Linked DNA regions of Homo sapiens: region 2 is linked to region 1. Evidence: chromatin loops called from intact Hi-C (ENCODE). Cell type or tissue: gastrocnemius medialis. All regions are shown on one strand. Each heading gives the region's core, and the rest is flanking DNA. Links, peaks and the distances in the headings are about the cores only. Region 1 overlaps SOBP (sine oculis binding protein homolog). Region 2 overlaps SOBP (sine oculis binding protein homolog).

Region 1 (12,727 bases), core at 4,387-8,386:
ATTTGGGAGCTTCTTATTACCTGTGGAATAGAGACGAGCTGATTCCCTCCCCCTATGCCAAAATGACATCCATGAGACTCCTTGTTCAGGCCCTATCAGCTCCTGTCTAATCTACTTTTCCCTTCACACAAGCTTGGTCAACTGGATGACTGCAGGATTCTTGCCCATTTCAAGCCTGTCTTCCACTCTCTGGCTCCTGCAGTTCCACTGTCCTTTCTCTCCTCTTTAACTTCCCCGCCTTCCAAATCCTTCAAGACCCAACTCAAATGCCGTGCTCTCTGGAATGGCTCTCACAACTGTCTGAACCTCTCTCTTACTGCATTCTGCCTGTCATAAAATGAGCCACACACCTCAGGTCCTATCCAGCTCACATGTAAACATGTAGTTCTTTCTGGAGTCACATTCTTTATATCTGTATCTATGTCTATGTCTGTCTTCATAATATGAATGTAAATAATTTAAAATTGGGTAGAATGTTCCGTTAGAAAATTGAAAATTAATTTTAAAGTCTGTCATTTTTCTGTAATTTTGTATAATATAGGGTCATTCCTTTTACTTATTGGAACCAATTTTTAATTTATGTATAGAATATTTAGATTTTATTTTGGGGTTAAGTACTACTCTGTTTAGAGAGGAGTGGACTATTTAAATTCTTGAAATAACTTCAAATCTATTTATACAAAAGAAAATTAGGGATAATTTTAGGTACTACAAAGACTCATGTAGTATTATGGACCTTTGTCATTTAATTGCATTATCCTTTTAATGAGAGCTAAGTTCAATAAAATTTTATTTTTTCAGACACCACTCTTTGGGAATTCTTGATAGTTCAGTTACCAAAGTGGCAGACATTTTCAGTTGTTGCTCTGATACTTTTTAAATGAGCAAACTTCTCAGGCACTTAGGAAGATCCACCCATGTGTGGATAGTTAATGTAATAATTACAAAGAATTCCCATCTATTAATTACAGAATATCTGGCAGTGCAGTGATATATTTGGCAACATCTTGTCAACTATTAATTCAAGTTAAGTACTTTTTTAAAAGAATAGCTGTAAGTGAGGCTTTTATTAATTCTAATGGCTTTACTCTTAAATAATCTAAGTTAGTGAAATTTAACCAGTTACTGAGTTGTTCTTTGTATTCAAGGATAGTGGTTTTACAGATGTCATCCACAGGAGGGGATGTGATTGGAGAGACTGGTGCCTGGTCACTGGGCCTCTCCAGATTGCATACAGCTGACACCTACCCTTTTCTTGTGGTTCTAATTGCCACTCGTTCTAAGGAAGGCTCATTTACATATAGAATGTGCATATTTAATCGTATTTGATCCTCACCGAAGCCATAGTTAGGGTGGGCATGACCAGTCCTTGATCGACTTACTCTTGTCACACACAACTAGAAGGGGCAATATTAGTACTTTCACCAAGGTCCTCTGTCTCCATCTCTGTGCTTCACCACACTGTCTTTCAAATAGTAGCAACTTAGATTTGCAAAGCAATGTACATCTACTACCTCATTTGCTTATAAAAAGTCACCCCCTTGAGATTGTCCTAAGTGGATCTGCCTGTTGCTTTTCTTTTCTGGCAATCCTTAGTTATATGCCATTGTCTGCTGTGTTTCATATTCATACTTAAAAGGCACTCTGAACATTTGACATGTCCTACAGTGTCATCACCCTGTCCACACTGCCTTCCTTTGGCTGCCCTCAGGTTGCCCTAGCTCTTTCCAAGGCTAGAGATTAGCTAAGTAATATGTCCCAACTCTCCCATCTTTGCCTCTCTACCTTTCTCATTGGAACCCTATCCTCAGCCCTTCTTCCCATTCCTTGTAAAAACATATTCTTCAGAAAGAATCATTCATTTCAAAGCATAAATCATTACTTACAAGTATATATTGAGCCTCCTTGCTTTCAGGGAATTGGTGTTTTAATGGTTCATAAGAAACATTTAGCCAAAGAAATGACCTTCTAGTGGTAGAATTTAATCTTAGTGAGCAGCTGAAGGATAATTTTTTGAAGCTAGGATATTCTTATTGGCACCCTTGAAATTACAGAGGTAGGGGGGTCTCCCATTTCAACCACATGGAAAGCCAGTCTTATCCATGTTCTGCTGTGAGCCCTGCTCCTTAGAAAAGAGAAGGCTGACAAGAGTATTGCTTGCCTGTGGGTAGAATAACTGCTTGAGATCCACATATTATTGGGCCTGTCTTATCATTTAATGTTTAAGTAGCACTTGCTGGTGCGAGTTATACAGAATGTTTGCAGCAAATCCATGTCTCATAGTCATAAAGAAGTAAAGGCTTGCACCGTGGGCCTTTAACTTGTTTTTTGAAAATCAATCAACAAATATTGATTAACACTTCAGCTGTCTCCTCAAAGACATTTTGACCTTTTTGATTTCATTTTCTTTGTCTATTGTTGTGTCACTGAGCAATGTGCTGTGTAAGTTGCAAAATGTGTGACAGCTTTTAGTCCTTTTTGTGGAGAGAGGTCTGTGAGGATGGTTTATAATCTTACTGCTTAGAAAAGCTGTGGTCTCTAAGGTGTAGTGGTCAAGAGCTTGGGCTCTGGAATCAGATGGCCTGGTCCTCAGTAAGGCTCTGATATGTACTTATTGTGTGATTAGGAGCAAATTACTTAACATATAAACTCACTTTCCCCATTTGCACAATGGAGATTAATGTTAGTAACTGCCTGGTTGGTGGTGGTTGTGAAAAAGATTAAATAACATTGAAATGAGCCGTGCATTGTGCGGGCACCTGCGAAGTACTGCTATCATTATGTTCTTTGTGGTTTAGTGGTCCCAGTTTTCTCTGGGTCTCCTTGTATGTTCACTCCTAGAACACAGGGAATTGTACAGAAACTCCTGGTGGACTCTGTAGAAACTTTAAGTTAGATTGCTTTAAAGTGTTTGGAATTGAATTATTTCAAAAAGGAATTTCTTTTTTGCAGAAGTTATAAAGAAAGCAAACTTCAGTTTCTTGCCTGCTTTCCAGGCCTTGACTTTATTCTGTTTTTAAATATAGCTGCTGCAACAAGTAGATTGACACAGTGCAGCCCGGCCATGGGCCATTTCATGTCATTTCATGGCATGGGGAACACACAGGAGTCTCCTCAGACTGCCTTGTAACTTGTCTCAAATATAATCCAGGTCTTTCATTGATTATCTGGATGTGTGCATTCTAGGAACTGTTGGAGGAGATAGATGTCCCAGCAAATACTTTCGGAATTTCCCCTCAGTCTTGGACTCCCATGAAAGTTACAAAGGGGTGGTAAATCTACAGTTTAATTGCCTGGAGTCCATTAATGCCCTACTGATTTTCTTTGGGCACTGGTCAGGTAAGTTAGTATACATGTTTATAGCCAATTTAAATGCCCCAAGAAGATCACTGACCAATGGCCATCCTTATTTTTAAAAGTCACCAGATAAGGCAATTTCTCAAACAACTTCAGCAGGGCATTCCAGAAATGCTTGATCTCATACTTCTCTGCACTATAATAAATACAATTTTGATTTCATCTTGGAGTAATCTGAACTTCTGGGATGTAAAGTAGAAAAATGTTCTATAGCTCTTGGAACATTAGATTGGAAAGAAAATGCCTTAAACATTCTGCTTAATTAAATTCGGTACAAATTTTTCATGATTAATTGAAATATGCTTATTTTGACTGATACATATTTATATGATATTATCATATGAAAATTATGTTATACAAACCGTTCTCTTTGGGAATGTGATTTAATGCTGTAAACATTTTACATTTGTTGTATTGTTTATTATAAAAATGCACAGGCTGATGGCTGTAAGGTAATGTCATGTAAAAATCTGTTATGTGAATCTTCTCTGAGGTAATCTCAAGTCTCTAATGGCACAGACCGTTAGCCAAAATGTAAGACAGGTAATTAGGTTTTCCCTAGCTTGAAGAAATATTTTTTTAAGTAGAAAAAAAAATTTAAAGCAGATCAAGTTAGAAAAGTTAAAGTGCTGAAACCTTCTATTTTGCCATTGTAAAGCATGCATTTCATTTCCATGTTTATTGTAAAGCATGCATTTCATTTCCGTGTTTCAGGTAGAAAGAGATGCAGGGTTGAAGTGGACTGATCCTTTTGACTTTAACCACTTAAGAAGTGTTCACTTTTCTAGGGGTGCAGTCATAAGATGGGGACACCATCTCATGTCTGATGACAGAATTTTGAACTATAGTTTGGCTGACAATATTAATTTAGATAATCACAGTTCTTTATTAGTTTCTAAAATCTGTTACTAATATAAAAGACTTTTATAAATCTAGAATGCCTGAAATACCGGAAAATGTTTTTTAAATTTTTTGAATAACCCAATTATCAGACTGTTCTTTGGATCATTAGCTGCTGATAACAGTTTAATACTAGAAAAGGAGAAATCTGATGGGCTTTTCCCAAAGCATATACCTTTATGAAATGGAGTTGTATGAAAAACTGCGGGGAGCGTTGACTTATTTAACAAGGCAGATGCTAACCATCATTCTAGAAGTTTTTCCAGCAGCCAGATATAAAAGTGCACAATGTATTTGGTCTCATGTCATATTGTTGCTTTGTAGTAAGAATGATTTATAAGAAATAATCTGTTTTAAAATTCTACCTTTTTGTTCGTTTATTTGTTAGGTCCTTTGTAAGAAAGTATTCTTGCCTCCCTTTAAAAAATGACAAGTGGGTCTGTCTGGTGATGATGGATTGAAGCTTGAGAAAGACCCCGGAGCTGCCCTTTGGCCTCAAGCATCATTCCTTCAGGCCAGGTCCAAGCTGCAAGCTAAGCGCCTGGCCTTGTGAATAGCTTTGCACTCTATTCTTTCTCATCTCAGTGTTGGTCCATTATAGCTGAAGATCTAGGACTTAAACAGTTTTATGCTTTGTTTCCCAAATCAGATTATTTAAAGGAAGAAATAATGAGGGGGACCTAATGCATGTTCTAAAATGGCTCCTTGGGAAGTGGGGTCTCCTCATTAAACTGTGAGGCCAGGTGATTTCCCGCATAAATTTTTTTCCTTACAGATTTCACCAGAATCAAGCTTACTGCCAGTGGATAATTTATGAGAATTCTGCTGTATCTTCTTTTTCAGGAATTTAAGATTTTAAAGTATCTTATCAATTGGGAAAAATAGAAACTATTAGTTGCTATCTAGTTTAGTAAAGATAGGTGAATATTTTAAAATATATGCTATTTCTAATCTAAGAAAACTGCTCCATACACCAAGGTAAATTATAAAGCTTTGCTAATTTTTCATACCATGTAAAATGTTCATATGTAGAGAGATGCCATATTAGAGATCATGTAAAATATAAATAAAAGCTTGCTTTTATTTATTTATTTTTAAATTTTTTTTGTTAAGGATATTCCTGAAATATCAAAAAGCTTGCTTTGAATAGAACAAATTATTAAATACAGTAATTGTTTGACATTTGATTTCATATTATACCATTTAAAGAAAGTTATCAAAAATGTTGGACTGACATCAAAGGTCATTTTTTATACTATCTCACTTGATAACAATAGATCACAATATGTAATTTGTGAAATACTAAAAGGTCATTAAAATGGCAATATTTATTCCATTGAGGTAAATAAAATGCTGCATATAGTTCTGAGTGGTGATACTCAGGGGGAAAAAAGCCATATCTCTGCACTACAAATTAGTTTGCTTCTAATTTTGCAGGCTGATGACCACACTGCCTCAAACCAAATCTTTTCCCTGGAAATGAAATGATTGCATGACAAACTCTATGAACCCTGAATATGTCAACAACTCGTGGACCAGGCCTTGCTTAGCAATTAGTCTTTGGGGGATTTTATCCAGAAATCAGACAACACTATACGAGTGCTTGTTGGGGATTTTATGATTACCATTCATGTCTGGAGCATGAATGTGGGTTAATAAAAAAAAAATTCCATAAAGGAAGAAGAGATGTGGCAATCAGTCTCTCTCTCTCTCACACACACACACACACACACACACACACACCACACACACACACACACAGTCACTATCAATTGGGAGGACAGAGAAAACTCAAGATGTAGCAAAAGCCGTTAAGAGGCAACAAGGAAATATTACTTAGGTGTCTACTTAAAGTTTCCTTTTATTCACCCCCACCCACCCCTCAGAGGCCAGTTTTTCCCAGACCTGAATATCACCATCATAATGTTTGTCATAACTTCTGACCACCTGCACTATGACTTACTGAATATATTTTACTAATTGACTCACTTTAAAATCCTTTGTTTTAAGCAGTAGTATTTGTGATATCATGGGCTCATTATGCTAGTTAAATTTGTTTTCTTCTCATACAAAGGAAAAGAAATACAATTTAAATAATGGAAATATTTGCAAACCACCTAAATTCATTCTGAGCAACCCCATGACATGACATGAGGGGCTGGGAGGACCACCAATCTGGCTGAGAATGATCTGGCATTCCCATTACCATCCCTCCATCCAGGGCCCAGGAACCACATCACATGGAGGAGAATTTCAATCAGGCCTGCATCTCCCTTAGGACACCAGTGCCGGAAGGCTGCATTGTCAGAGTCTGTTCAGCGAGCCAGGCTTGTCCCTTTCCGTTGCCAGAATCTGGCCACGCACATCTTTCCTTTTTGACTAAACGTGTTGCTTGGGAATTATTACATTGCAAGAATAAACAATAGCACATATCATTTAACAGTAATAGGGAACAGGCCATGGTTGAGCCTGGCGTCTGGTCAAGGTTCACATGAGGGTGTTCCATTTGTAAGTTAGCACCCTACAAATTGTCCCACCCAGTGCAGATCCTGCAGGCTTTCACAGGACCTTTGAAGAAATGGGTTATTTTACAAGCTTCGTTAGTGCTGGGGCTGGTTTAACTAGGCAGATGAAGCTTTTTTTTTTTTTTTTTTAAACCAGGCTAAGAAGCCCTAGGAGCCCTTGTGGCTCTGCAGTCATGCTCTGGTTTTTAAGTAAATGTCTTTTGGAAACTTAGGAGCCAAAAAAAAAAAAAAAAAAAAAAAAAGAGAGAGAGAAAGAGAGAGAGAGAGAGAAAGAAAAAGCACTTCTTCTCCAAGGTCCAGAAACTAAAATCAGGCCCAGGTAGCTCTGTCAGGTTCAGGGTGTGTCTAAATTTGAAGGGATGTTTGCTTCTGATATGAACATTTTTCTTATACTTTTATTATAGAAGATGATGTGTCAAATGTACAAATAATGTGTGCCTGGTGCCAGAAAGTGGGAATCAAGCGCTATTCCCTGAGTATGGGAAGTGAGGTGAAAAGCTTCTGCAGCGAGAAGTGCTTTGCGGCCTGCCGACGAGCCTACTTCAAGAGAAATAAGGTAAGAGCACCGGAGAGAGAGGCGGCCCCCCACAGGCCTCACCAGCCCACACGCGCATGTGCCTCATAGCTTCTAGCGGAAAACACTGCGCACCTTTTACTTTTATATTTTTATTCTCTCTGTTTTGTTGATTCCCCTTTTGTGTCATGCTTAACCTTTTGGAATAAGGAATCCCCTTCTAATGTGTTTCTCTTGGCTTAGTGTTTGTGTTCTGAGAGGGTGAATGAATCTGATGAGGACACTGTGATCACAGCTGGTATCCTCATGGCCAGTGTCTTTCCAGCAGTAGAGTGCAGACTGCACTCTGAGTACATGAAAGATAAGTGGTAGATATTTCTTTAAAAAGCCAAGTAATTAGCCACAAAAGCATGGCCAGAAAGTTTTAGCCCACTTAGTTTAATTCTTGTACCCAGTGGAAATACTGCTATTGCTCTTTTCAAAATCTGGCCCACGAGTTCTTGTCAAGAAAAATGTCAAGTCTCTCTTGACATCTTATGTTAAAGCTGATTGATATTGAGAAAAGATGAAATCATGAATACGTGAAACAACATTGCTCACACAGCCAAGCATTTGTGAGGAGCGTGGTGGGTAAACACAGGAACAGCCATCGTTAGAATTTTTTTTGGTTTTGTTTTGAAGACATCCCAGGTCTGAAAATGTCCTTTTTGAATAGTGTTAGCCACCATGGATGGGAAATGGAATGCATGATGTTTTTACAATCACACGCACATGCACACAACTATTTTCTGAATCCTTAAAGAACTGCTGTAGCCTTTGCCACCAACTACTGCGGTAACTTGCTAGTCCTCAATTATTTTCCATTGATATGTAAAGCTTCCTTAATTCATAAAATCTTTACTAAAATTGTCCACATTTTGTTGTTTCCATTTCTATAATACAAGATCCAAATCTGTTCTTCTTGAAGCAAACAATTATTATTTTTCCAAAAGTGTGATATTTGCAATCCTGAAATGCTAATTATGGGCTCACTGCATTGCAGGCACTGTTGCAGCAAATTATCTCCTGAAAATTTGGGTCACATTCATTCTGCCAAAAAACATAATGCCAAAAGAATTAGGCTGCAGAATTCAGCAGGGTGGAATTTTAGTAGCAGTCTCTAAGAGTTAGGCTCATAATCTTCACTGAAACAGAGAGGCAAGTAAGGAAATTGTTTGGAATTCTTTTGGGACTGTCAGCAGTCAAGTTCACTTTCCCCTGGGAGGAGCCAGTGAATCTGGGGAGGAGGGTGGGAAGAATGATGCACGGGAGACACGTTTTGTTTTAATATAGGGGGATTAAAATGATCTCTGAGACCCCGGGGCTCCCGTTTTGAATGCCGAGCACTGGAGTAACAAACCCAGGAGTGGGCCCAGTGCTTTCTTCTTCAAAGCCCTACTTACCACAACAAAATACTTTGCATTCCAATCCAGAAGATGGCTATAGAACAGGGCTTTTTGTCTTTCTATAATTCTGAAGGGTTATGGGTCTGAATCTTGATGGGCTGCCTGTAGGGACTAAAATCAAGCAAGATGGATTTGTCACAATCCTGGTGATACATGTTATATTTTGCAAACTGTATTTTATAGTGAGCCTTTGAAGAAAGACACCTGATTCCATTTGGAAAAACACTCCAGAATACCATATCTATATCTATATTGTTTACATCATTATAAAGTTTAAGGTCAAACTGAATTTAAACTTTCATAGGGTACATTTTTGAAAAATGGATAACTGGGAGCGAGGATAGGAATTAGCATTTGAAATACTTACAGCAGGTAAAGTCAGCAGTGGGAGGAGGACCATCACATTTCACTTTCTACCAGGCGTTATTGGGATATGTCTTTGAACATCTTGCTAAACCTGGAAGTTGCAGCAGTTTGGTGTTTAGCCAGTGACTTTGCCAGCTGATCCCAGTTGTCTGTTAGTGTACAAACAATTCCTCCCTTCTCTGCAGTCTTCATCCTTCCTTATATATCCCAAAGCTCTGATGTGCTATGCCTTCTTGTGTGTGTGTGTGTGTGTGTGTGTTTTTTTTTTTTCCAAATAGAGAAATAAACTAGTCTATCATTTGTTGGCTTCTTTTTTTTTAATTTTAAAGAGTGTTATCTCTGTTACAATATTATATTGTCTTACAATAAACATGTACAGCTGCTGCATTTCTGTTAACTGATAGGATTTTGTGGTCATTTCATTTAGGGCTTGGGTTTCCTAATGGATTGTATTAGATACCAGTCTCCATCCTGCCATTTCTAAGAACTGCTTGTAATAAGCCCCTGGGTGTTCCGTACTGAAGACAATAGCAAATAGCTACTTCTCCTCTTGTATCATTTAACAAAGTCCTTAGTCCTTGTTAATTAAATTGTGGACTTTCTTAATCTTAGAAAAAGGGCAAAATTCTTCCCATTCCTACATAACAGATTTTTTTTCTGGCTAAATTCTACCTTTTTTAAGTTTTGAGAAGTGGATAGAAAACAGAGTGAATAATGTGTGTGTGTGCAGAACAGAATTTTGCCTTAGGTATAGTGTAGACTTAAAAAAACATAAAATTAACTGTGCTGTAAATTATGCTTTATGACAGCCCGCTTCTTGCTGGATAGCATGGTGGGATCTAAAAATGGTCTCTAAGTTGAACCCAAATTGCATGCATAACTTTACAAAGAAAAATCCTAGTAGAAAAGGTAGCTAATTAGGAGCAGTATTCAGCTGACCTCTGTTTTGTGTCTGAGCAACACCTGCATTTGTGAATGTAAATTGGACAGCTGTGCTTGTGGTCTCTGTGCATTTCTCTTCACACACGCTTGGGTGTAGAGTCAGGAATTGATTTGCTGCTGAAAACAAGGACAAAAATAACCCAACTCTCAAAATGATGGCCCACTGAAAATGGGCTCTTGAAATTTCTTTTGCCTCTCAATCCTTCATTTCTTTTTGGGTTTCTGTGTTTGTTTAATGGGGCGGGTTGAAAGTGTCACATACATCTCTCACAGACTGTCACTATGCAATAAGGTGGGATGGATTGAAGCCAGGTTAACCTATATAGTATATAGGTTATATTTTTAACTGAATTTAAATTTTTATTTGAAGAGTTGTCTGGATTGCTACGAATATTAGGCTTTCTTCAAAATACTTCTACTCAACACTGCCAGGAGAGGACCATGAATCACAGCTGTATTCACTTAAGGACTCTAACTACTAGTTTACACATTTCAGAATGTTGGCTCTAGGAAGTGGATAGTGTTAATTCATAATATATTTTGTAGGGTCCTTATCCCCGAAGGCTTATTTGCTGGCTTAAAAGTTTTTGAAACAGCGGGTAAGAAAAATACTTATGTAGTCTGTGGGCATTGTATGGACAATGGGATGTCAATCTCATTATTTCATGTATTGGAGACTTTTCAGGGAACTAATAGCTCACTCTTTTCCCAGCCCATTTTTGGACTTGAGAGCATTTCTGTCCTTGTAATTCATCTAGGAATTGGAAAGTTGCAGAGACTCCTTAGTGATTTTGCACTCTTGTGAAAACATTTAGTCCAACTTGCTAACACCAGTTTTACTTTGCATAGTAATGCACACGTAAAAATACTCTTTCCTAAGGGAGTAATGTCTTGTAACCATTATCCCTCTAAAAAGGAGTAACAAACAAGACCACAAATGTTAGTCACTTCCAAATGGCCTGTGTTTGATCTCTTTCCTTTTACATGGGAAATATCTTATTGTCCAAACTAATATCCAAAAATCAAGAAGGAAATTAAAAGTCAAGACAAATGGCTACTGCAGGCAATGTAAAGGATGATTATTTACTTTTCTTGTTCGGATCTCAAGTTTTTAGTGTTCTTTATGGATTCGGAATGTTGATAATTTACAAGTAAACACAAATTCCTAAGAGCACCAAAGTTTTGCTTCCTTGTTCTAGTTTTTTAATAATTTGAAAGGCCGGGCGCCATGGCTCATGCCTGTAATCCCAGCACTTTGGGAGGTGGAGGTAGGAGGATTGCTTGAGCCCAGGAGTTGAAGACCAACCTGAGCAATAGCGCGAGACCCTGTCTCTACAAAACATACAAAAATTAGCTGGCTGTGATGGTGCTCACCTGTAGTCCCAGTTACTCAGGAGGCTGAGGTGGGAGGATTGCTTAGCCCAGGAGGCTGGGGCTGCAGTGAGCCATGACTGTGCCATTGTACTCCTTCCTGGGCAACAGAGCAAGACCCTATCTCAAAAAAAAAAAAAAAAAAGATCGAAATACTTCTTCAATATCATGATATTGTGGTTCCCCAGCAGATCACAGTGGGAAGAAACCAATGTGGCTCAGAGATGAGGATAAGGATGCATTAAAAAGAAAAAGATGATATAGACAGAAACAACATTTGCAAATGATGCCATTAAGATTTCCTAACAATCATTATAATAATAACATAAATAATTCAAGGAGGAGAATATTCTGTTATTGGCATTTCTTTTACTTTCAGACTATATTCTTGGTTATACAGCGATCTCTTCTTAGAAGACATTTCTTTTGGAAGAACCCATCTCTAATTAGCATGTATCATCATGTTATTTGGAGTTATATTTTATTTAGACATAGTCTATTTGTCTTTTTATTAAAGTTGAATATATCCTGGGAAAGATTTCTCAGTTTCAGACTTAATTATAGAACCAAGTAGTACAGAAGAAATGTGTAACAATTGCCCTGTTAATCTAGTGATTAACCTGTCTACTCTTTTTCCTTTAAATACCTGCAAGATTTAATTTGCAAAATGGCTATCATTCATGAAGGCTTGGAGAAGGACATTAAGAAATTACTTGCAATTAATGTCCCCTGACCACCTGAAGCTCAGGCCACATACTTGCTTTTGCCAGTTGCTGGCAAATATCTTTGGCCCACCAGTAAATGCACCTGGGGAGCCCCAGGGTTCTTCCTGTGGATTCCCCTTGGTTTTAACAGCCACCAGTGAGCCTCCTGAATCTGTCCAGCTGCACCCTGGCCTGCAGGATGATTGCTTGGTTTTGCAGTGTTCCTTAGTACTGTACTATAAGCCTATTCACTGCCTCATGTGTATAGTGGCTTCTCCTCCCAGGGTTTTAGTCTGCAGGCCAGTGGCTGAGCTCCCTTTTGGTCATAGCAAACGGGTGTTCTCAGAAAGCTCTGGGGAAAAGAACAACAAACCCAAGTGTTTCTTATTGTCTTGTATTTTGAAATACAGAATGGAATATTGATGAGCTGCTGCAAATGAGAGGCTGGAAAAAGCAATCACAGAGGAGGGGTAAACGTCAGTCCTTGGAAACACATTTGGGAGTAGGGTTAGAGCAGGAAGGTTCTGGCTAGTGAAGTAAAGTGTAGGTCCGTTTAAAGTGACACACAGGCTCTTGAGGAGAGCTAGAAAGTGTTCCAAGGCA
Region 2 (12,727 bases), core at 4,100-8,099, 50 kb after region 1:
CACCATTTGTTTCAATTTGTGACTCATAGCTATCCATGACTACCCTCACCAGCATATGCCCTGTGAGTTATTTCTTCCAGAAGCAGTGAGAGATGTGCACTGATTCATCTGCATCCTTTCGCATGTTTTCTGGTGTCTGTCTCCCCTTTGCCAAGACCTGTACATGTGTGACATGGCAGGTCATGACGAAGGGTGTGTTCTGTGACAGTGACATAGATCAAGCTAACTCACTCAGGGCAGTGACCTAAGCTCTTGCTTTGTGCTCCCACCAACTTGAGCTAATTAGCCATCGACCTGCTCAGAGCTACATTATTGTACTTCTGTCTCTATTATTCCTAGGAGTGGAGGGTGTTGTGGACAGAGCAGAGGCTGGCCAACTGGCTTTTGGTGCTCCACCCCCTCATCCCCCAAAACAATCACCACAAGGTGGGCAGGTTTCTCAACAAGGCACATCCAGGGACTCAGTTTCACTGATTGGTCCAGGGATATCCACTGCCTTGATGAACTGACTCATGTTGACCAAAGTCACAATCTGCATTTATATACCGAATGCCAGGAATACAGGAGACAAGATAGCATGAATGCCCCTTGTAGTCTGTACAGCATCACCTACAGGATTAATAAAAAATTGTATCATAATATTGATGATGTTTTTAGAAGTCCACAAAGGAGATTGCTAAAGGACCTGCAGAACTGAGTGAGTTTGGTAGGATGTGTCTTTTCTGGTATTGAGAGGCCTAGGTGTCATACTCGATGATCTGAAGTTTATTTAGTAAGAATTAGATTAAAGAAGTTGGTTTTGCCGGGCGTGGTTGCTCATGCCTGTAATCCCAGCACTTTGGGAGGCCGAGGCAGGTGGATCACGAAGTCAGGAGATCAAGACCATCCTGGCTAACACGGTGAAACTCCATCTCTACTAAAAACAGAAAAAAATTAGCCAGGCATGGTGGCAGATGCCTATAGTCCCAGCTACTCGGGAGGCTGAGGCAGGAGAATGGCGTGAACCGGGGAGGCGAAGCTTGCAGTGAGCCGAGATGGCGCCACTGCGCTCCAGCCTGGGCTACAGAGCAAGACTCTGTCTCAAAAAAAAAAAAAAAAAAAAAAGAAGAAGTTCGTTTAAGTGTTGAAGATGTTGGAGTACCATCTTTCACAGGCTGTATCAGAGACCTACTGACGCTGCTTCTGAAGCTGCAGGGAACCCTTTTCTTGGGCTCTTTGCAGACTGCCTCTTCCCCCACCCCGCACCCTCCCTCCCTTCCCCCCATTCTGTTATATTTGTCATTAAACACTCTCTTTTCCTAATTTTCTTGGTATATTCAATCTTGGAGTGCTAAAACCAAAGAAAATTTGAAAATTTCCCTTAATAACATGTTTTTAAAATGTAATGACACCAGTATTTTCAAGTTATTGTACACAATTTACCTTTGCCACCAGCACATAGGTGGGAGATCATCAGTGTGTGGCATGGGGATTCTGGAGCCAGACTGCCTGGGTTTGAATCCTGGTTCTACCACTTGTTAACTGTGTGAGTTTGTGTAAACTCCATAATGTCTCTGTGCCCCAGCTTCTTCATATATAAAATGGAGATAATGATAGTACCTACTTCATAAGTCATTTCTTTCCTTGATATATGTATGAGTGTGTGCATTAAATGAGTTGATACATATAAAGCACTTAGGATGGTGTCTGGTACGTGCAAGAAAAGCTGTAGAAATGTTAGCCATTATTATTAATCCCGGATAATAACCAGAACAGCATCTTAATCTGGTTAGTACTGTGTTTTTTAATCCCATTTGAGGCCGGGTTATTTCTGGGGGAGGCATCCTGTAGATAGTGAATCTCCTCTGTAACATCTGGATCCTTTTCTAGCCTTACAGATAGGGTCCTGGAGTACAGCCCTTGCCTGTTTCACATTTTCTCTGATTTCTCAGGTCCATCATGAGATCTGCATATAATCATATGAGCCCAACCCCCTTCTGCCTAGTGATTTCAGAGAAAAGGAATAAAAGGAGTACCTGAAATGCCTAGATTAGGTCTATTAATTAAGGATTTTGTGGGTGCCAACCAGCAGCAAAGTGGAATCATTTGTGTTTCCCTTCCTTTTGTTTCCCCTCACTGTGTCCCTGGGTAATAGATGCAAATGACTAGTGAAAAGCCAAAAGGCAGGCAGTGGGCGGAGGAAGAAAGTGGGGGAAGGGAAAGGAGCCTGGATAATCCAGTGTCGATTAAGCTTCCGGAATAATCAGAAGCTGCCTGGGGTGTGAGGTGGTGTGGCCTTAGCAGAGAATGAAAAAGAAGGGGGCTGCATGCTCCTAGCTGCTGGGCCTTACCTGTGAAATAACAATTCTTACCAAACAAAGACACTCAGGTGACCTGAGAAAGAGCCCTGCAAGATAAATGCAAAAGGGTCACCTGTCCAATAAAGGAAAAATAGATTTAAAAATAAAAAGTAAAAACAGGCATTTTCAGAACCGCTTAAGCAACTGCTCTGATTATTCCAGACACAGTTTTAATGTGCTGGGATGAACATGATATATTTTAGTTCATGTGGAAGCTGTATTTCAGGCTGATGTGGAATCTGTTGCCATAACTGTCACGCAATCCATTAGGGCCCCTGAGTAAAGGCAGCCATTAATCAGGCACGAGATCAGCCCCATAGCCTCACATGCGTGCGGCTCTGAGGGGCCCTGACCTGACATCATTTAAGGAGATTCTCATGGAGGCCATAAACATGATTCGATTCCCATTATCTTCATGTTGCATATTTGTTACCATTACTCTTTGAAGACTCCAAATTGGATGTTAAAAATTTATGATATATATAAAGGTTTGCATGGAGTGAAAAAATAGCTGCAGCAAATAAGTCCATCTCATCCATCAGAGGTGTGTGAGCTGTCAGAGGAGCCTGAAGAGCTATGGAGAAAGCCTGTCAGTTAGCCAGTTAAGGAGGATGGAGAATTAGGAGGGCCTTCTCTGGGCAAACAGCTTTTCCTACAGCCTACATACTAAATGGGAATTTAAATACATTTGGTTAAAAGAACAAAGTAAAACAGCACCACTGCAGAAATCCCCATAGACAGTCTTCGACAAGCAGGTGAAAGGGAGGGCAAGGGATCCTTAGGCAGACATTAGTAGTAATGTGAATGGAGCAGATGCCTGGGTCCAGAGATGGATGTTTCTGGGTTACTGGCATATCTCCAGAGCAGAGAATCTGATGCCAGGTGGGAGCCCTCTGTCCAGGAGAAAGCCCTCCACCCAAGCTGCATGCACACATAATTTTGTTTGAGAACCATGCAACTCTCTACAATCTGTTCAGTGACTTGAATATTTGCATAGAAATAACTCGTATTTAAGGGTTATCCATTCATAGAGGTAGGCAGTTCAGAGTAGAGAAAAACAGAACATTCCAGGCCTTGGCTTAAGGAAGAATGAGAGCTAATGAATCCATTCGACATATATTTACAGGATTGTTTGTTATATAAGGGACTTCATACATAATGCATGGTCTCTGCCGTCAAGGAGTTTCAGTCTGGTAGAGGAAATAAGACATGGATGGTAACCAAGGAGTCTCAGACAGACCTGGGACTCTAGGAGAAGGTGAGATATCAGAAACAGGGAACAAGGTGCACAGTTGCTTAATCTAATCAAGGAATGGACTTTTGAGGATGAGAATTTGTTGGGCAAAGACCAGAGGATCAATTCAACAGGGACGTGGAGGAGAGAAACGTGGGGCAAAAAGATGATTGGCCAAAGTCCAAATTGAGTGCAAGATCTTCTGTGAGGCCAAGACCATGGTATCTAACCAAGTAGGAGGAGCAGGTGTTGGGCAGAAGTGCATCGAATAGTTGGTGAAGGTCTAGGTGTGAGGCAGGTGTGATCAGATAGCTCCAGGAGAGCCGTGCTGAGACTCGGGTATGGAGAAGACTCCTGAGGTTCAGAGGCAGAACACTCAACTGGTAGGGACTGGAGTGTAAGGCTGAATATCCAGCGATAGCGTTAAAGGATAGAAACCCATTCATTTATTCATTCGCTCACTCGGTCATTTATGGAACCCTTATAATATGCCAGGCACTAGTCCAGGATCTGGACATTTGAAGCTGGTCAGAACGCAGTTTCCACACTCAAGGACCTGTTTGATTAGTGGGAGAGGCAGACACACACATGGTCATAATGCAATGCAATAAATTGGTGTGGAATGGAAATACAGGGACAGAGGGTGCAGAGCTTAGGCAAGGACCAGGAGGAAGAGTCACTGATGGCTTCCTAAAGGAGCTGCAGTCTGAACGAAGGCTTAAAGGTCACATAAGGATCTGCCAGCAGAAGGAGAGATGGAATCTAGCTCCACCAGAAAGAATGGGAGTGAAGGACAGGAGACCCAGTTGAAGGGCACTAAGAATTCAGACCCGAGGAGTTGGGCCACTGAGATGAGCTCAACAGTGCAGTAACTCCAGGGGAGGCAGGGAGCTACTCTGAAGACCTCCCTATGTTGTTCCCACCAGAGGCAGGAGTGGCTGAACAGAGATCCCAGGTGTCTGTCCACTGCAGGACAAAGAATCAGTGCTGACCTTTAGTTCAAGTTCACAAAGACATTCACAGCATACTGAAAGGCAGTGTGTGATAGCTGCTGTTTATTCCTGAGCTTCCTCAAGAGAACGTGTGGATGCATTTGAGAAAGGAAGGCTAAACCAGAAACGAGATTTCAGAAAATGAAATTCCATGCGTTTTCAGAGCAGTGTCCCCATGCTTTTACCTTGAATTCGAAAATAAACTCTATTATTTCTGGTTCCAACAATTAGTTATAAAATATAAAATCAATGGCCCCTTTTTTCTCCTCTCCAATTCTTCAACTATACACTTATTCTCACAACTTTGAGTTGAGCTGTTTTTGGTGTTCTTAAGTCCGGTAAAAATGCCACATGTGTGAGCTGACATGTGCTGCCTCTGCTGCAGCATAGGAGGGCTAAGCTTGGAAACTCTGTTGTGCTCTCCCCGGCCCTGATTCCAGGCAGAATCTTTGCTTGTTTTCAAAAGAAATCCTGAGATCACAATGACACAGAAGTGTAAACTCCCATTCATCACAGGGAGGTATTAACTCTGAAGCCTAATTATCTTTTGACTTAAATGGCAATATTGTTAACCTTTTCATGGAGTCAGAAACATCACACTTCTCTGGGGTAGGCAAGTGGAGCTATTTCTAGAATGTTCCACCTTTTCTAAAGGCATTCTTCAGAGGAGGAAGAATGCCTAGCTTGCTCCAACATGCACATGGCACCAAGACTTTGGCTCAGAGGAAGCAGTGAATTTGAAGAACTAAAGTTTGCTGTATTGTAAGAATCAAAATAAGAGAAGTGAATTAGTGCTGATTCAGAGGGAAAGAGAGGTGAATACAAAGTTTGTTTAAACCAGAGGTTTTTGAAGTAGAGAGGCAATTACTGTAAATTTCTCATATCATCTAATATTTATCTAAATGTTAGGCACAACATGAAAATGGTTACACAACTGTCAGCAAAACAGGGAAATCCGCTTGCAGTTTAACTGAAGGATTTTTGTTTCTGTTATGGCAAAAAAAAAAAAAAGAAATTTCCTTAGAATAATAGGTCAAAAATGCACCTTTGTTCTGACAATCACATTTGTAGTAAAATGCAAAAAAATAGTCTCCCATTTGCTTTTCCCTGTAGTTGGCATAAATATCTAGCACACTAGTCAGAATAAAACTGTTGAAAATAACACACAAGGAGAGAGTTAGTTCATCATGAAGTGCCTTGATGTGCCTTCTTTCAGAACTTGTCACTCTGGAAAAAAGTCAGACGTGAACACAATTCTTCTGGCCCCAGTGGATATCTAGAGCCGACAGTGGGGTGGTCCACTCTCAAGAGGCAATTAGAGAATGCATTGTCTGCAGAGGATTTAAGAACAATAATAAAACCAGCTAAAAGTTGGTCTGCTTTATGTTGTTACCATGAGCCAGTGATTCTGAACAATTTTAGTGTTCACATATTCCTCCCTGAAGGGGTCGTTGGTGTCCTATGTCCACCCTCCTTGTTAAGCCATTGTCTGGCACCCCACCCAAGTGGGGGCAGATGTAGAATAAACCTCTGACTTTAATATATAAGAGGTTGTAAAACATTATGAACTGATTCTCTAGGGTAAGGAAGGTCCTATGGATGTTGTCTAACATTGCCACCAGTTCTGTGAATGATCCAACTCATTCTTACAGATCACTTACTGGGCATCAGGCAGTGGCTGGGCTGAAGATACAGTGGTGGGAGATCAGACTCTGTCCTTGCCCTTAGGAAGCTTGTAGGCTACTAGGGGAGACAAAAATCACACCAGTAATTCCAAGGTTGCAACCATGTTGAGTCTAAGAAGGACCACAGAGGAGATATTTGCCTTGGATAGAGAGGTTTGGGAAGGCCTTTTTAAGGAAGTGGTATGGTAGTTCTTCCAAGATTATTGGTCATACCAGAAACTAAGAAACAAACAAACAAATAATGATAATTTTTGCCCACAAGCAACTAGTTCTGTAATCTCTTAAATCTTTTTTCTTTTTTTGAGACAGAGTCTTGCTCTGTTGCCCATGCTGGAGTGTGGTGGCGCGATCATAGCTCAACATAACCTCGAAGTGCTGGGCTCAAGCAATCCTCCTGCCTCAGCCTCCCAAGTAGCTAGGACTACAGGTGCATGCCACCACACCTGGCTAGTTTTTGTTTTGTTTTGTTTTGGTAGAGATGGGGTCTCCCTGTGTTGCCCAGGCTTTTTGAATATTTAGGGTAAGGTCTACCATAGGGACTACATCCTAGAGGTTGAGTGTTCCTTATCCAAAATGCTTGGGACCAGAAGTGTTTGGGATTTTGGAATATTTGCGTTGTATATACTTACTGGTCGAGCATGCTAAATCTGAAAATTCAAAACATGAAATGCTCCAATGAACATTTACTTTGAGCATCATGTTGGGATTCAAAAAGTTTTGTATTTTGGGGCATGTGGGATTTCAGATTTTTGAATCTGGGTTGCTCAACCTGTATATCCCCCTCTCATAGCACAATGGTTCACTCCAGTGGGCCTGGGACCTGGTTAGAGAACATTCTGGCAGCTATGCCAAGGGCCTCCCCTTGATAGCTGTAGGCACTCTCCTTAGATCGGCAGTTCTCGCCCTTCTTTGGTACATTACAATCACCTGAGAGCTTTCTAAAAACCACCTGTGTCCAGGCCCCAGTTAAAGCACAATCTTAGAAAGGGAGGGGGTCAGACACCAATATGTTAAAAAAAAAAAAAAAAAACACCCCAGATGATTCTAATATGCAGCTGGGGTAGCGAATTCCTGTGTTAGATGAATGCACTGAATTACACTTATTCCTGTCATAGTAATTTAAAATTACACATTAAAAATTTCACAATGCAAAGGGGATTACAGTGGTGAGAAGTGTGTGTGAGTTATTTGTGCACACAAATACACGTGAAGGTGATGGTTCAAGAACTTCTTGTACTTTGCATGCTTTTCATTTCTGTGGCATGTAGTGGAAACACAGCAAATGGCTGAAGGATAGAATTTCTTGGACTCTGGAGTCAGGGTGGGTGTTAGAGGACAGGCCATTCCCAGAGCCATGGAAGTTTGATGCAGAGGTGAACATAATGGTTCAATAAAAAAGCAAGTTTCTAGCTTTCTGTCTCCACTTCCGAATCTCTTCAATCCCCCTCTCCTTTCTCTTCCACTGCTACTTTATTTAACCTCATAAATTATGCAGCTTTATATGAAGTCTGTAGCCCCTTTGAGGAAGCATATTCAAATATTAGATAATGGGATTTTTTTTTTGTCCTTTAAACACAAAAAAAACATTGTGTGCACCTTACATGTAAGTGGAATGAATGTATTTTTGCCACTAATGTTGAAAATATCCTTAGGCATCTGGTGTGTATGAATGTGTATACATAGTATATGCATAATAAACACATTCCACCTTATGAATATTTATATACAAGATACATATATATTGAATATAGACATACATATGTAAATAGTAGCCCTTGAAAATTATATGCAAAGTGTGTTTCCAAGCATATATATCATAGTGCATCAGGAATATAATAAAGCTACTACCAAGTTTAGCATATTTTGAGGTGGCATTTTCTACAGAGTTGTTTATGGTAGGGTCTACTTACTATCCACGTATGGGTTTTTTCCATCATCACTTAAATGTTTGTTAAATATCAACTAAAAGTAAGGCACTGGGCATGGCAGAACAAGAAAGATGAAATTGATGTGGTCCCTGCCTTTAAGAGACCTGTACCTCATAGAGTGGCTTAACATTTTGTTATGAAGAATCTAATATTGTCACTGCCCAATGGCATCTTCCTACTTTCTTACAACTGCCTTTCATTTATCTATGCCACTGCTGCCTTTGCCAGTTGGGATTTAAAATGTGACCCATTTGAGCTATATTAATTTAAACCATGGCGTAGCTGCAAAGTTGTTCCGATGCAGTAAGAAGAAACATCATTGGTCTCAGTGCCTTGTAGCCACTGGACATGAACAACAATTAAACTTTTTTCTCTGTCGCATATAGCCAATCCTATAACTGCATTTTTATTTTAGTCTGATTTAGTAGGAAAAAAAGGTACAATAAAAAGGCACCAAGCATGAGGGATGTTATAAATCTCAAAAGTGAACCAAAAGAGAGCAATCTCTTTTCCCCACAAACTTCTTGTAACCTAAATATTACTGACCATGACATTGCACTTCCAAGTTCCATCTAGTTCCCTCCCTGGACTAGGTAGCAGAAGCTTTCTTAAACACAAGCAATACATTCTAAAATGTACAAAATATGGATCTCTTTCTAAAATGACAAGCCCCAGTATAGCCAGGGAGCTCTGAGTGACACTCATCAGGGCAGATTTTGCTCCATTAAAGGAGGAACAATACATAAGCATTGTCATCTCTGCCACAGTGTATGCTCATTGTTTTCTCCCCCCTCAATCCATACATAACAACAGGTAGTTCTCAGCTGTTCCCTTGGTGCCAGACATACATTTTATCTAAAGAGACAGCAGACAGAACTACCTGCTGCTTCCTGTGCGGCTCTCCCTGTGTTTCTCTCCTTTTTCCTACTTCACTAGGGCTTTTAAAAATCAGCTGGCAGGGAGCCAGGAGCTCATCATTTTAATGCAGTGTAAAATGGAATATGCATAATTATATGCAAGCCATATGTGAGGGAGACAGCTCAGCTGTGAATTTCAGGAGGCCAGGAAAGAGAGAGCAGTTAGGGCTAAGATGAGATGAGAGCAGAGCGGAGTGCAAGTGTCACGCAAATGAATGGTTTAATGAGTGTGCTGCAGACACGCCCCCTTTCACCTACCTCTCCCTTCTCTCCCACTCCAAACCAGAAACCAGTGGAGATTAGAAAGAAGACTGTATGCAAGCGGTATTGCTAATGGGTTCTGTTAATGTCTCCATTTAAACTTCAGCTTTCTTAATTAACAGCGTAGATCAAAATAACCAGTAACTTTTAATGCAGCTTTTAAATTAAATCTTTTTTTTTTTTTTTACTGCATTTGATTGAAGAATCATGGTTCTTACCAGATCATCGCTCCTTTTAGATCTTTATTTAAAAATGGAGGGGAATCAGTTTATCTCTAATAGTATTACAATGCAAAATATAATTATGCAGATTGCTTTTCTTATGGCCTTGCTATTAGAATTTTTTAAAAGTGCATTATCTAGAGATTGCTTAAGCATGCCAAAAAGTTTAAACACGTATGTATGTCATATAATCCTAAATGTGCAATGAACAATGCGCACTGAAAAACTAAGGTGGTGGTAATTGCCAACAAAATTATTTGATTTTGGTTTGCTTGATATTGTTTTAAATATTACACCACAATGAATTTGCATGTTCAAACTAAACAATGTAAAGAAAAATAAATCCCAAATTTTGATACCTAAAAGGCGTACTGCGTATTTAAACAAACTTCTTAATATTGTTGTTATTTCTGGATTCCCGTTTGTTGAATGATCTGAGCTGTTATGCTTTTTAGCTTTTTTTCTTCCATTATTTGTAAGTCCCTAAATAGGCCATTATATTTCCCTTCAGGCTAGAGATGAAGATGGACATGCTGAAAATTTTCCCCAGCAGCACTATGCTAAGGAAACTCCAAGGCTTGCCTTCAAGAATAACTGCGAACTACTTGTAAGAATAACATACTTACAACAAGTCTAGAATGTTACTTTAGCACAGTGAAAACAGTTTTTGAAAGGGTTTGTTCATGATTACATAATTGATGAAATATTATAGTTTTCTGTATAGAGTTCTAAATGCTAATTCTGATATCACTGAATATTAATTTTAAGATCTCAAATTGTTTGCAAATCTTTTATATCTGATTATAGAGCTTGAATGGCCCTGTCTTTATTAGCTTGTTGTGTTTAGTAGTTTATAAGCAGCCACTTGGAGAATGGCTAGTAAAGTTAAAAATATAGAGAAAGACAGTTGATATATGTAGCTTGGGAAAAAAGAACCTCACCCTCACCCCTCCTCCTACGTCCTCATTGTACACTATTTTAGGAGACAACATGGTAATATTTTGTTCTGCTAGGGAAGATAGCAGAGTTGACACGCAGTACTCCCTTTAGAATTCAAGTATTCCTCCACTCTCTTGCCAAACTTAATCGTCTCTCCTATGCAGAAGGAGTCAAAGCAGTGACAGGGTGCGGGGATGTTTACAAGTCGTGAGAGGGAGGATATCAGCTGTGACATTGAGACTCTGTTCCAATGCAGGGTTAATTTGCTGTTCATTTTAGCATTTACAGCCAGACAAGATGAAAAGCAAGCAGGAATGCCTATTATATTTCTATTAAATGAATCTGTTGGGACCTAATGTTCTTGATTAGCTTTTGAAAATGAGTGCTCTGCAATGCATTTTCTGTTTACCTAAAGTAAACAGAGAATGAATTGTCATTTATTTAGAGATTCAAACACTCCTTTTGAAAATGAAGCTTTATGAGGGATCTAGCTATGTTGTCCCTAAATGTTCTTTTCTTTTCAATTGCATTAAAGCAAAACATTTGCTCCAACTAAGTGAAAACACTGAAAGAGAATGAGGATGCTCAGTTGTTACATTTTGAGGTAGTCTAATTTCTGTTTAGTTTTTTGGCCGACCAGCTCTGCCAGGTCTCTGCATTAGGAAATCCCACATGTAACAGTCTTTGGATTTAGCTCTGATACCAACTGTTCATTAAAAACAAAGTGTCCAAAGAGCAGAAGAGACAAAAATTCAGTTCTTACCCATTCTAGCCGCAGTAGCTACATGTTGACAGCAAGAACCTCCTTTTCCCCCTCCACAGTCTGCACAGTTACAATTACACTACTTATTCTGTGTGTGTAGTCCCTTGACCAACAGATCCACAGGCAAATTTGCTGCTTATAAATGTAATTTTTTTCTGAAATTTTAACTTAACTTATGTTTTATCTTAGGACTCTTAAACTTCCAGGACTGCTAGCATTACCTATTCTGAGGAAACTCTTTTTGTTCATTTCGGTTTTAATGTGTCTCTGTAACTATGATTATTCAGCAGAAGACCACAGAGGCCCTTATGCTGTGTTTTGGTATCAGAATGCTTTGGGGTAGCTTACTTCTTTTTAGAGAAATTTGCAAAAGTAACATGCCATATTTAATTTTTGTCTATTTGTTGGAAAAATGAACATGCTTGAGTCCTGGTTGTGGTCAGTTTATACTGGAGGAAGCAAAACATATATGTGAACATCGTTTTTAGCTGTCTTTAGAGAAAATAGATGTTTTGTCATTGCTGTGCTTAAACACATTGTTGTGTTGGCAGTAGTTTTGAGCAATTTGGTACAATCTTCGTCCTTCCAGTCACTGTTAGAAATGCTTTATTTTGGTCAGTATACTTTCCTGTGATAAAAGAAAAGGAATAAAAAGAAAACATAAGTAAGCTTATTTCTCCAAGGAGAAATTTAATTTTTTTCAGCTGTAAGAAAAGTGATGGTGTTTGGCTGGTTATGAAGCCCTGAGAAGTTATGCTTCTATATGAAAGAGACTTGTTCATTCATAAGAAAGAAATAGGAAATCCTTGGAGTTTTCTTAGTGCAACTTAGAGCAGATTTTTAAAGAATCTGTCAGAGAAGATTGCAAGCTCCACTCCAAAGTACTTTTTTAGCTGAAGGGTGGTTCTGCCATCTTCTTGCATGGATTGCTGCAAGAGCAGTAGCCAGTTTAGAAAGCATGGGAGCTCTGGAGAAAGCACTGAGGGCACAGGGTTCTTCTGGGCCCCCAGATGATCAGGAGCACATGGCTGGACGACTAGTCCTCTGTGCCACAGACACTGACAGAAAGTGCCCTGGCCAGGTAGACGGGACATTGCCTTGACTTTATTACTGACTCTCTAATGTCTCTGCCCGCTCCCCACCCCCACATGCCTGCTTCTTGGAAGAGGGAGGAATATTAAGTAACTTAAACAAAAGCAAAGCAAAATCGATGCCCGGAATACACAAGTGTGTGTAATCAGAAGGCACTGACAAAGAAAGCATTGGCTGATAGAAAAATCTGCTATGCAACTGTAGATTTCCTGTAGGGTATTGATTTTTCCATTTAAATCCCAAACTGTGATATGTGCCTTCACACTTAATGTACAACACAGATGACTAGATATTTAGCTTTGTGGCCAAGATCCTTTAGTTGGTGACTGTGCAGCAGTCTCCTTATGCTTTTTATT

The links. Hi-C counts contacts between places; a loop is a spot of excess contacts. Peaks named below come from ENCODE experiments on the same cell type or tissue, not always from the same donor. Only the 100,000 strongest peaks of a DNase experiment are listed, where the experiment ranks them.
Region 2: it touches region 1 in a loop (7-fold over the local background); 1 of 110 quality-filtered maps calls a loop at or near these places.

What each region holds. Positions count from the first base shown.
Region 1 is chr6:107,526,273-107,538,999 of GRCh38, forward strand. It overlaps SOBP (sine oculis binding protein homolog), which reads left to right. Exons shown (of 7, transcript NM_018013.4): 4 at 7,187-7,338. Among named protein-coding and RNA genes, the nearest start is that of SOBP, 43 kb to the left of the region's middle. In gastrocnemius medialis, for the core only: no CTCF peak of the experiment used is centred there; a DNase peak (open chromatin) is centred at 6,549.
Region 2 is chr6:107,576,992-107,589,718 of GRCh38, forward strand. SOBP (sine oculis binding protein homolog) reads left to right here. Exons shown (of 7, transcript NM_018013.4): 5 at 10,089-10,184. Among named protein-coding and RNA genes, the nearest start is that of SOBP, 93 kb to the left of the region's middle. RefSeq lists an enhancer at 8,660-9,552. In gastrocnemius medialis, for the core only: no CTCF peak of the experiment used is centred there; no DNase peak of the experiment used is centred there.